Linked DNA regions of Homo sapiens: region 2 is linked to region 1. Evidence: read pairs that join two places in POLR2A ChIA-PET (ENCODE). Cell type or tissue: MCF 10A. All regions are shown on one strand. Each heading gives the region's core, and the rest is flanking DNA. Links, peaks and the distances in the headings are about the cores only. Region 1 overlaps PPP5C (protein phosphatase 5 catalytic subunit). Region 2 holds the start of HIF3A (hypoxia inducible factor 3 subunit alpha).

Region 1 (5,365 bases), core at 78-5,077:
GTCTATGCTTGGAACTTGGGTGCAAACCTAGGCCGGATCTGGGGGACTCCCTCTGTGCTCCCTGGCCCTTCCTGGGATCTCCTGATTTTTGTTCTGTGGCTTTGGGTTCCTTACATCAGAGTCCAGCACAGTCAGTTAGAAATGCGTGTTGCCTTGCAAGCGGATACTAGTGCCTGTACACCTACAGCATGGATCTGTGAAAGTAACAGGAATAGTCACAACCACTATTTCATCCAGCGCTCGCCAGGGCCCAGGGTGTGACCTTCATGCAGTAATATAACTCATTTCATCTTCACGGCTACCCTGCGCAGTGGAGACTCTCTTTGTCCCTGGTTTATAGGTGAGGAAACCAAGGCCCAGAGGGTAGCTCACTCCACTGAGGTTGCACAGCCAGGAGGTGGCAGCTTTGTCCCAGAGTCAGGCCATAAGCAGGGCAGGCGCAGCGGGTCCGAGTTTCTCGGCACAGCACTCACCCTTAGCTCAGGCAGTGCACCTTGGTGGTCTCTCTGACTTATTATACAGAGAATGCTGGGTATGACTTGCCAAACTCATTCACCAGAAACTAACCCACTAGGGTAAAAACCCTTATGTCAGGCTTCAGGCTGTCACTAGCAGCGGCATTTCCTGCCCTGGAAACCTGACTTCCCCCAGCTGCCTGCATGCCTCAGGCAGGCACGGCTCCCTTCTGGGCTGCTGCTCATTGTCTGCATGTTGGAGATATTCAGAATGCCCTGTTACACCTTGTACTGTGGGTCCACTCCATGTGGGATCTTGATGCTGCTCTATAATCCCTCACCCTTAGTTTTAAAACCCAAGCAGTTCTGAAGAACAGTTGTTCTGGTAAGTTTGGGCAGCTCGTTCAGTGGCAAAACCTGACCTGAACTACTAAGAAGCTGCTGATGGTCTTGATTACTCTCCAGTGGCATGTCTGGAGGTTTTGCTGCAGAAATGGCCGTGTATGTGCTTGTGATTACTAGGTACTGCCTTGGACCTGCTGGGGGTGTCCTATGATAGAGCATGTACACAAAATCATGTGGGTTTTTTTGTATTGTTTTGTTTTGGTTTTTTTTTGAGACAGAATCTCACTGTGTTACCCAGGCTGGAGTGTGATGGCACAATCATGACTCACTGCAGCCTTACCTGGGCTCAAGCAATCCTCCCACCTCAGCCCCCCAAAGTAGCTGGGACTACAGGCATGCACCACCATACCTGGCTAGCTTTTTGTTGTTGTTGTTATTTTTTTCTAGAGATAGGGACTCACTATGTTGTCCAGGCTGGTCTTGAACTCCTGAGCTCAAGTGATCCTCCCACCTCAGCCTCCCACAGTGGTGGGATTATAGGTGTGAGCCACCACACCCGGCCATCTACCAAATCACCTTACTAAAATCCAAAAAATTCCCAATCCCCAAATACACGCAGCCCCCAGGGCTTCTTCGGGGATTGTGAACCTGTGTTACCATTTCACCAGCTCCAGACATCATTACCCATGAGTACTCGCTGACGAAGATAATGCTTTTAGAAACAACTTGTTTACTTAGCACTGTGGATTCACCTGCAGTTGTAAGAAGTAATGCAGAAATCCCAGTTTTCCCTAAAGGTATATCTGGCATAACTACATAAATATCACAGTCAGAATACTGACCTTGATACAATCCAACTGCCACTTTAAAAAAAAAGTTCAGTGTGAAGTTCTGACCCGGTGGGCCTTCAGGAGCTGAGTCCCTTCTGGTCTGGACTGAATGACCTTCCTCAGGAGCAGGAGCCCAGCAGGGCATCTTCACTGTCCCAGCTAGACCTTGCGTGTCGCAGCAGCTACAGTAGCAGCAGGCCTTGGGATGAGCACTTGCCTGCTGCTGCCTGGCATTAAGTTCTCACGACAATCCTCCAGGGGGTGCTGGCACCACCCCTACTTTCTAGAAACTGAGGGAGGCTTGAGATGTGAGGCCGCCTGTCCTGGCAGGCCTGGATTCAGACCCAGGAGGCCTAGTCCCAGAGCCCAGGCTCATAACCACTGCCCCACGCTGCCTCCCTGGAGGGCATGCAGTGTGCCCCAGGGACGAGAGGCCCAGGCAGGGAGGGGAGGTGGTGGAAGGGGAGCCCATCCCAGCGTGCATAGCGGAAATCAGGAGCCTGGGCTTTGGCGCAGTTTCGCCTGGGAGAGAAGGGAATCCTGGCTTCCTGGGTGGGTGACTTCACCTCCCCGGGCCTTGGTTTTCTTGTCTGTCAGATGAGGATTGTGAAAACACTGCCATGTAGAGGTGCATGGAGGATAAATGAGCAAGTGAATTGCTTACACAATATTAGGCACATAGTAAGTGCTCTAGAAGTGAGCTGTGTATTATTATTGTTGCCGCTGCCACTGTTGGTATTCCCACTCCCTTTCTCCTCCCTGCGCTGTCATTGTTTGCCTTCATCTGCCTTCCCAGCCCGCCCACCCCTGGAGAACAGGAGACTGGCGGGGAGGAAATGCTCAGTCACTCATTCATTTCTTTGGAGAAAGGGGGGAAGGGAAATTCATTGACTGCTGCACGCACAGCTATGGCTGAGCCTCAGCCCTGCCCTCACAGGGCCACCTTCCAGCGGGGTGGACAGACCGGTTCCGAACCAGCAGGGCTCACGGCTGGAACAAGGGAGCCCAGGGGCCTTTGGGAGCCCAGAGGGGGTGCCTGACCCAGCCTCTGGGGCTTCCTAGAGGAGGGATCAGTGGGGCTGAGACCTGGAGGAGGAGCTGGAGGTGCAAATGAGGTGCTCTGGGCAGAGGCAGCCTGCATAAAGGCCTGGAGCCAGCATGCCGGGGACATGAGTGGTCTGGCTGGGAGGTATAGAGGGGTGGGAGGAGCCGCATGGGCCAGGCCACATGCTGGTTTGGATGCCAGCCGGGTGTGGGCACATAACCACTCCTCATTGGGAAGGATGCCAGGGGCTGCCTGGCACTGTCTTCCTCCCCTGCCTTACACCCACCCACAGCCCAGGTGGAGCTGCCTGGCAGGGTGCCCTAGGCCTGCCCAGACAGGGAGGAGGCCGTGGCCTGCTGGGCCTGGGCTCTTCTCACCCCGCTTGGCGCACACACCTGTTTCCAGCATGGATGAGCCTCACCCCCTGCTTCTGTCACACCAACCTGCAGGGGTCAGTGGGTGTCTCTGTGGAGGTTTCTGAGTCACGCTGCCAGGCTTTCCACCAGAGGCCACCCCTGCTCCTTGAGGGCCGGCCCTGGGACCTCCCAGTCTGTCCTCTGGCACAGGAGATACGGGGGTCTGCTCCTGGGGAGGCTAAGGATGGTGGGCAGGTCAGACGGGGGTCTACGTGACTAAACAGGTGAAGTCACTTGCCCAAAGTCACATGGCAAGTAAGTAGCAGAGCCAGGATCTGAATCCAGCCCCCAAATCCAGTCTGCTTTTCAGGTTAGAAGATCAGAGTTTGCAGGAATCGGGGTAAATAAGGTTGCGGGGATAGGGCTCCTTTCACTGGGAACTTGCTATGTCCCAAAGCTGAACGCCCCATGCCTATTGTGTATGATCTGGTCATCAGCGCAGCAGCCCCAGAAGGGGGACCGTGAAGAGCAGTGGGCGCCCACGTGGAGTTTCCTTTCACCTGGCACCACTGTGCAGGGTTCACAAGCATTCACCCATGCAGCTCTCCCAGTGGCCCTCTTGAGGGAGATATATATGGTTCTCAGTCCCACCTCAGAGAGAAACTGAGCCACAGAGAGGCAGACTCACCTGCCTGAGGTCACCCAGCTCATGACTTGCAGAGCTGGGATTTGAACCCGGTCTCAGGGATCTGTGACCCTCAGTTCCTCTCTTCAGTGGACAAAACAGGGAAATCTTTTGTCCTGGGCCTCCCCAGAGTGTGAGGGAGGGAAGTAACAGCACTCGGTGCTGCTGCCCACCTGCCCCTGCTGCATGCCGGGCCCCCTGTGTTACTTATTCCTTCCCACAGCCCTGGCAGGGGAGCCCTGTGTCACCTCCCTGTTAGAGATTAGGTAACCTGGGCTTGGGGAGTCCATGTCGTCCAGCAAGTCATTGGCCCTTTGTGTGAGTCTGGGCTGTTCTGTGACCGTAGACCCAGCCGGGCCCTTCCTCTCATGCTCCGCCACCTTGGTAGTCACGATAGTAGCATCAGGACCTGTGCTTGGGATGCTGCTCACCCCACAGGGATTCTCACAGGGCACCTGAAGCTGAGCCCGCAGTCCTCAGACAGGCAGTTGTTTGATTTTAGCGCGCTCATAGCTAAGATTGATGAAGTGCACCCATGCGGGCAGCTTTGCTGTGCCCAGTTTTGGGGTGCAGAAACCAAGGCTCGGCAGTTAAATACGTCTAGGGTTGCACCATCAGCACCTGGCGCCCAGGCGGTCTGACTTCCACTTTCATGGAACCCAGGGCTGGGCAGCCTGGGGGCAACCGCTGTGCCCCCACCTCAGCCTCAGTGTGCACGCCCCTTCCCTCCCACCCAGGTGGTCAAGGTGAAGCCCCATGACAAGGATGCCAAAATGAAATACCAGGAGTGCAACAAGATCGTGAAGCAGAAGGCCTTTGAGCGGGCCATCGCGGGCGACGAGCACAAGCGCTCCGTGGTGGACTCGCTGGACATCGAGAGCATGAGTGAGTCAGGCCTGGATGCTCCACGCTCCAGCCCAGAACATTCCACACGGGCCTTCTCCATTCCCTGGGGGTGGGGTTGGGCTCAGGGGTGGCCCCTTGTTCTGTCCCCAGGCTGGTGTCTGTCGCTCCTCTGCCTGTGTTCCAGGGCGCTCCATCCACAGCCCAAAGCTGGGCCTCACGCTTCCCAGTGAGCGAGATTGGAGAGCCATGGTCCCCCTGCCATTTCACGGGCCCTTCCTCCGGGTAGTAGCACAGTCCCCACAGGCTGTGTCTGATTCACCTCTAGGTGCTGAGAAGATCCAAGGGATTGTTGTGGATCATCCCACAGATGATTATTGAGCATCTCCTATGTGCCCGGCACTGTCCTAGGCACTAGGGGTACAGCTATGAACAAAACCCTTCCTGTCCACATGGAGCCGATATTCTAGGAGGGAGATAAGATGATGAATAAGTCATGAAATGAATAGTGCTAAGTGCCATAAAACTGAATAGAGTAAAGGGGGGTGGGTGAAGGAAGACAGGGAGGTCAGGAAGAGGCCTCTGGGCCAGACCTGACCCAGGAGGGGACTCTTCACTCACTCTGTCCCGCTCTCGACCTGTGTGTCCACACCCAAGTTTTCCCCATCCCTGGGAGCGAGACCCCCTTCTCCCTCATAGTGGCTGTGGTCACTGACTCTCGTGTCCCGTTGTTCACACCCTAGCCATTGAGGATGAGTACAGCGGACCCAAGCTTGAAGACGGCAAAGTGACAATCAGTTTCATGA
Region 2 (5,365 bases), core at 1-5,000, 74 kb before region 1:
CCGACGGTGCGGGATACACTGCCGAGGAAGTCCGCGGCGAGGGGCGTGGTTGGGGGGTGTGTATTACACGGTATCCCCCCCTTGCCTTTCCAAGTCTTTCCCTCTGGTTCCGCCTCCTTTTCAGGAGTGACATACCGTTGCCCAATCAGAGCCTCAGGCCTGGCGTGGCACAGCCAACCGCGCGGCGTGGGGAGGAGCTGGGGAGGGGGCTCGCAAGGCCGGGGAGGGGGCTAGGGGCCTCCGAGGGCTCCGGAGCGGCGACTGGCGAGCCATGGCGCTGGGGCTGCAGCGCGCAAGGTACTGAAGTTCGGGGGCAGGAGTTCTGGGAATTGGGGGGCTCTCCTCCTGGAGACCCCTGAGCTGGATTGTTGGGGGGGGTGGGGTTCGCGGGTGCGAGCCAAGAACGCCCCGGGGCGCGCAGTTGGAGGCACATCCCCACCGCACTCTCCACCCTTAGGGACTGCAGGGGTGGGGGATTCCCTACGTCTCTGGCTGCCCCGCCCCTCTGGCCAAGAGCGGCTTCGGGGTTCCCGATTTCTCGCTACCCAAGGCTCATTTACCCTCCTGGTTGGGGGTGGAACTTGGGATTCCTGATAAATTAGGGGTGATTGCATTTGAGCAGTCCCCAGGCTTCTGCGGGAGATATTCGCCCTCCACATATTGATCCCTCTGGCCTCTGAACCCCCCAAAATTGAGGGTATTCTTTGCCACCAGGTGCCTGGGATCCTAGGTGATATGGGATACCCCTAAATGGAGCCTTCCCACATATAGGGAGTCCCTTGGAATGGCATTCAGCTCCTGAGTTCAAGAGAGGAGAGATCTCCTCTAATAGTATGCTTCCTGACACAGTCTCCTAAACATTGGGTTTCCCTAGAAATGGGCAGAGGGGAGCCCCTTTCAGAAGCCGTCTGGGACCCTTCCCAAGAGACTTTTTGTATCCTTTCAAAAGCCAGAGTCACCCCCTTAAATAACAGGGAAACAAGCTGGACCCACTTCCCAAAGTCCAGCCCCTCATCTCACCCCTGCACCCCCATCCTGAGAGACAGGGGAGCCTCATCCAAGCTTTATTTTGGGGAGACTCCATGGCAGGGTGCTGTGAGCCTGCAGGCTGTGATGGGAACGCCCCCTGCCGCAGTACTCAGATGGGGTCATCCCGGGCAGAGGGTGGGTTTCTGGGTTCACTTGCCCAGCAGGTGCAGCTCTGCTGGAACACAGGGGAACCTGTGCCCTGGGGCCGCTGCCGGGGGGTTTTATCTGGCCATGTTCCCATGGGACCCTGGAAAATGTTCTAGGTCCTCAGCTTTCCCTGTCCAATGTGAGGCACCCAGTAAGCCTCACCCCCTTCCCTCCTCCCTGGCTTCTCAGGCCTGATTGGATCCATGCACACCCCATGTTTCTAACCGCCCCCATCCTCTCCCCTGTCCCCTACTCTATTCCAGGCCCTGGCTCTGGGCCTAACAAGGAACTCTATCCCACCCCTTTTGGGCCAGCTGTCGTTCCGCCCCTCTCAGCGCCCCCTCCTGGCTGGGTGGGGGCCCCTCTTGGCTGAGCTCGGGTGCCCCCCCTCCCCACCCAAGGCCGGCCCTTTCCTGTGGAGTCATCTCACCGCCGTGCGCACCCACTCGTAACTCGCACCCGGGTCCTGGCTGCACCGCATCCCCTCCTGCACCCCCTGGATGGCCCTTCAGCCAACGGGGGCCTGGGCGATGGTGAGTGGGCCCCCAACACCTCCTTTCCCCCTTCCCTTCCTCTAGCTGGGGCTGGCTGCCATCCCACTGTGGCCAAGGATGCTCTTGGGAAGTCCCTGGTGGGTACGGCTTGCAGCCCAGAGTGCCCAGTGAGGTAGTATTCCCGGAGAAGATAGGATTTTGGGGACCAGCACCCTACCAGATTACCATGTCCTTGAGAACAGGCAGAGTCGGGGGGCAGAGAGACTCCCCCAGACCCCCATGCCAAGTCCCTTTGCAAACCCAAACCCTGCCTCTGGTCTCTCAGGACACCTCTCTGCAATGCCAAAAGGCATCCTTGCCCAGCTACAACCTAAACCCCCACCCACCAAATCCTCTGTGCTTTTCGTAAGACGCCCCCCCCCAATACCCAGCTGGGTGTCAGAATAGAAAAGCCCAGAAGTAGCCCTGAATGTGGGCAGGGACTGCCTGCTTTTATTATGCCTTCCTCATGGGTGGCAAATTCTTCAGGGCAGGGAAGAGGTGAACTTCTCTCCTTCCTGGTTGGAGGGGGGCACTGGGCCCCAACCCCCATTCTCAGGCCTCACCCTGAGCCCGCCAGGCCCTGGCCCCACCCCCTGTTCTTGGCTGGAACACGGAGGAAGGGTGGCAGGGTTCCAGCTGCACGTCCCAAGCTGGGCAGAGTGCCAGGGGGCTGGACCAGGGCTGGGCATGGGGCCAGCTGGGGCGATCTGGAGGCAGCAGGGGTGTGACGGGGGAAGGGACCGAGGCTGCTAGGCAAAAGAGGGGTGGGGCAGGGGCCTCTTGGGTGGGGGCCACACCTGCCAAGAGCACAGGGCCCAAAGACAGGGTTCAAATCCCATCTCACCCACTTCCTGGTGGTGTGGAATTGTGTCAGTGACTGCCGCTCTGAGCCTCACTTTCAGATCCTGGAAATACGGGCAGGCCGGGTGCGGTGGCTCAGGCCTGTTATTCCAGCACTTTGGGAGGCTGAGGTGGGCGGATTGCTTGAGTTCAAGACCAGCCTGGGCAACATGGCAAAATCTCATCTATACTAGAAGTAAGCAAATTAGCCAGGCATGGTGGTGAGTGTCTGTAGTCCCAGCTACTCAGGAGGCTGAGGTGGGAGGATGGCTTGAGCCTGAGGCAGAGGTTGTAATGAGCCAAGATCAGGCCACTGCACTCCAGCCTGGACAACACAGCCGGACCTTGTCGCAAAAAAAAAAAAAATAGAAAAATAGAAAAAAAAAAGAAAACTGGGTATCACACTCCCTTTCCACCACCCCAGATCAAGATGAGGAGCCAGTAGTGAGGAAGCAGACGGTGGGGGGCGGGACACCCAACAGGTGTGCCACAAACTGAGCTCAAGTCAGAGTAGACAGACCTGGCTTGAATCCTGTCTCTGCTACTAAAAGCTGTGTGGCTTCAGTTTCATCACCTCTTTGGGCCTGCTTCCTCATCCGGAAAATGGGGAAAGTCATTGCAGGAACATGGTCGGATTCACTGAGAAGTGGTTGAACATAGTTCAGTGTCAATGGAGGGCGCTGGGTTACTTGGGCTGGGGATGCCATTGCTCCAAATCTCAGTTTCTGCCTCTTTAAAAGGAGAGATCACTTCTCCTGCTCAATAGGGTAGTAGTAAGGACTTAATGGGTTCTCTAGCTCCGTGAGTGTTCAACACACCAATGCTATCATTATTACAGTATCACTGTTATTTAATCCTCCTTTTAAGATGCTTGTGTAAAAACCATGTATGTAATTGCATGCACACACCACACTATGGGGCGTGTAGAGTAATCCACAGGTTACTGTAAAGCCCAAGAAGCTCCTAAGCCCATGCTTTCCATCTCTGATACGCACAGAGGGAGAACAGTAAGTCTAACCTTGGCCGGGCGCGGTGGCTCATGCCTGTAATCCCAACATTTTGGGAGTCCGAGGCAGACAGATCACCTGAGGTCAGGAGTTCGAGACCAGCCTGGCCAACATAGTGAAACCCTGTCTCTACTAAAAATACAAAAATTACCCAGGCATGGTGGCAGGAGCCTGTAATCCCAGCTACTCAGGAAGCTGAGGCAGGAGAATCGCTTGAAACTGGGAGGCAGAGGTGACAGTGAGCCAAGATCAAGCCACTGCACTCCAGCCTGGGCAACAGAGCAAGATTACGTTCACACAGCTTATAAGCAGTCACACAGCTTGTAAGTAGTGGAGCTTGTAAGTAGTAGCTTATAAGTAGTGGAGTTGATAAGTAGTAGAGTCAGGATTGGAACCCTGAGCCAGAGGAACTAGCCCCCAGTCTGTGTAATGGGAAAGACCCACACTTCCCAGTAGAACATCCAGAGGGCAGGCTGGGAGCTGGAAGGAGGGTCCCTCCGCAGCCACCAGCTGGCTCCTTCTATGGAAGAAGCAGCCCAGCCACAGAGGATTACAGAGCCCAGCTGCCTGGGAGGTGGGGCACTGGCCCCACCTCCCTGCCAGTTCCCACTCCCTGTTCCCTGTCGGGCCCCCAGCTCCGTGAGGCCCTCTCGCCCCCACCCTCTGGGCAGGAAGACAAACAGGGCTGGAACAGAACAGGACGGAATGTCCTCTCAGGCAGGCAGGACTGAGGCCCCTGCCCCCACCAGCCAGGAAGGAGGGGACGGGGACAGGGGCCGTATCTCCCCTGCTCCAACCCTCCATCCAAACTGCCCCCTTCTGTGCCTCCCTCCCTGCTGTACTGAGGATTTTATTTTCCTTCTGTCTCCAGACAGGAAAATATCCCCTTGCCCTGGGGGGTGGGGCCGCAGGTCTCTTGCCTGAGGCTGGGGTTGATGCCACCCCAGAAGCACCCTCTGCTCTTGAATTTAAGAAGGGACAGTGTCCCCTCCTAGAGGTTCTGCTTCCCTCGGATGGGTCCCAAGGAGGGGATGAGAAAAAGCCTGAAGACTGGAAACTCACCGCCCAGATTCAAATCCCAGCTCAGCCAGTTGTTGGCTTTGGGGCTTCTTGGGCAAGGACTTCACCTTTCAGAAGCTGTTTCCCCACTGTAAAGTGGAAGTTTAAAATGCCCCCCTCCGCCGGGCATGGTGGCTCACGCCTGTAATCCCAGCACTTTGGGAGGCTGAGGTGGGCAGATCACTTGAGGTCAAGAGTTCGAGAGCAGCCTGGCCAACATAGCGAAACCCCGTCTCTACTAAAAATACAAAAATTAGCCGGGCGTGGTGGCAGATGTCTGTAATCCCAGCTACTCGGGAGGCTGAGGCAGGAGAATTGAACCCGGCAGGCGGAGGCTGCAGTGAGCCAAGATCGTGCCATTATACTCCAGCCTGGCTGACACAGTGAAACTCCGTCTCAAAAAAAAAAAAAAATTAAAAATTAAAAATTAAAAAATAAATAAAAAATGAAATGGCTCCCTCCTAGGGGTCCCCTGAGGATTGGATGAATACATGTAGAATATATAGTACAGTGGCAAGCACATAAATGCTTAGCAAATGACAGCTGCCTATTACTAATAGTAATATTTATCAATATAAATGTAGATGAGACTATATATACCATATACTACACTAGATTATATATACAATATAGTAGATGTAACACATCATATAATAATTTTTTATTTTGCCTATTTTTGTTAATTTGTTTTTTGTCTTTTTTTTGTTTTTTATTTGTTTGTTTTGAGACGGAGTCTCACTCTGTCGC

Evidence for each region. Peaks named below come from ENCODE experiments on the same cell type or tissue, not always from the same donor. Only the 100,000 strongest peaks of a DNase experiment are listed, where the experiment ranks them.
Region 2: POLR2A ChIA-PET joins it to region 1 with 22 read pairs; 7 of 35 experiments call an interaction of 5 or more read pairs at or near these places.

The regions. Positions count from the first base shown.
Region 1 is chr19:46,371,151-46,376,515 of GRCh38, forward strand. It overlaps PPP5C (protein phosphatase 5 catalytic subunit), which reads left to right. Exons shown (of 13, transcript NM_006247.4): 3 at 4,454-4,601; 4 at 5,303-5,365. Among named protein-coding and RNA genes, the nearest start is that of PPP5C, 27 kb to the left of the region's middle. In MCF 10A, for the core only: a CTCF peak has its summit at 1,861 (motif pointing right); DNase peaks (open chromatin) are centred at 1,931, 2,361 and 2,921.
Region 2 is chr19:46,296,806-46,302,170 of GRCh38, forward strand. It overlaps HIF3A (hypoxia inducible factor 3 subunit alpha), which reads left to right and starts at 237. Exons shown (of 15, transcript NM_152795.4): 1 at 237-297. The coding sequence starts at 272. In MCF 10A, for the core only: no CTCF peak of the experiment used is centred there; DNase peaks (open chromatin) are centred at 2,346 and 4,196.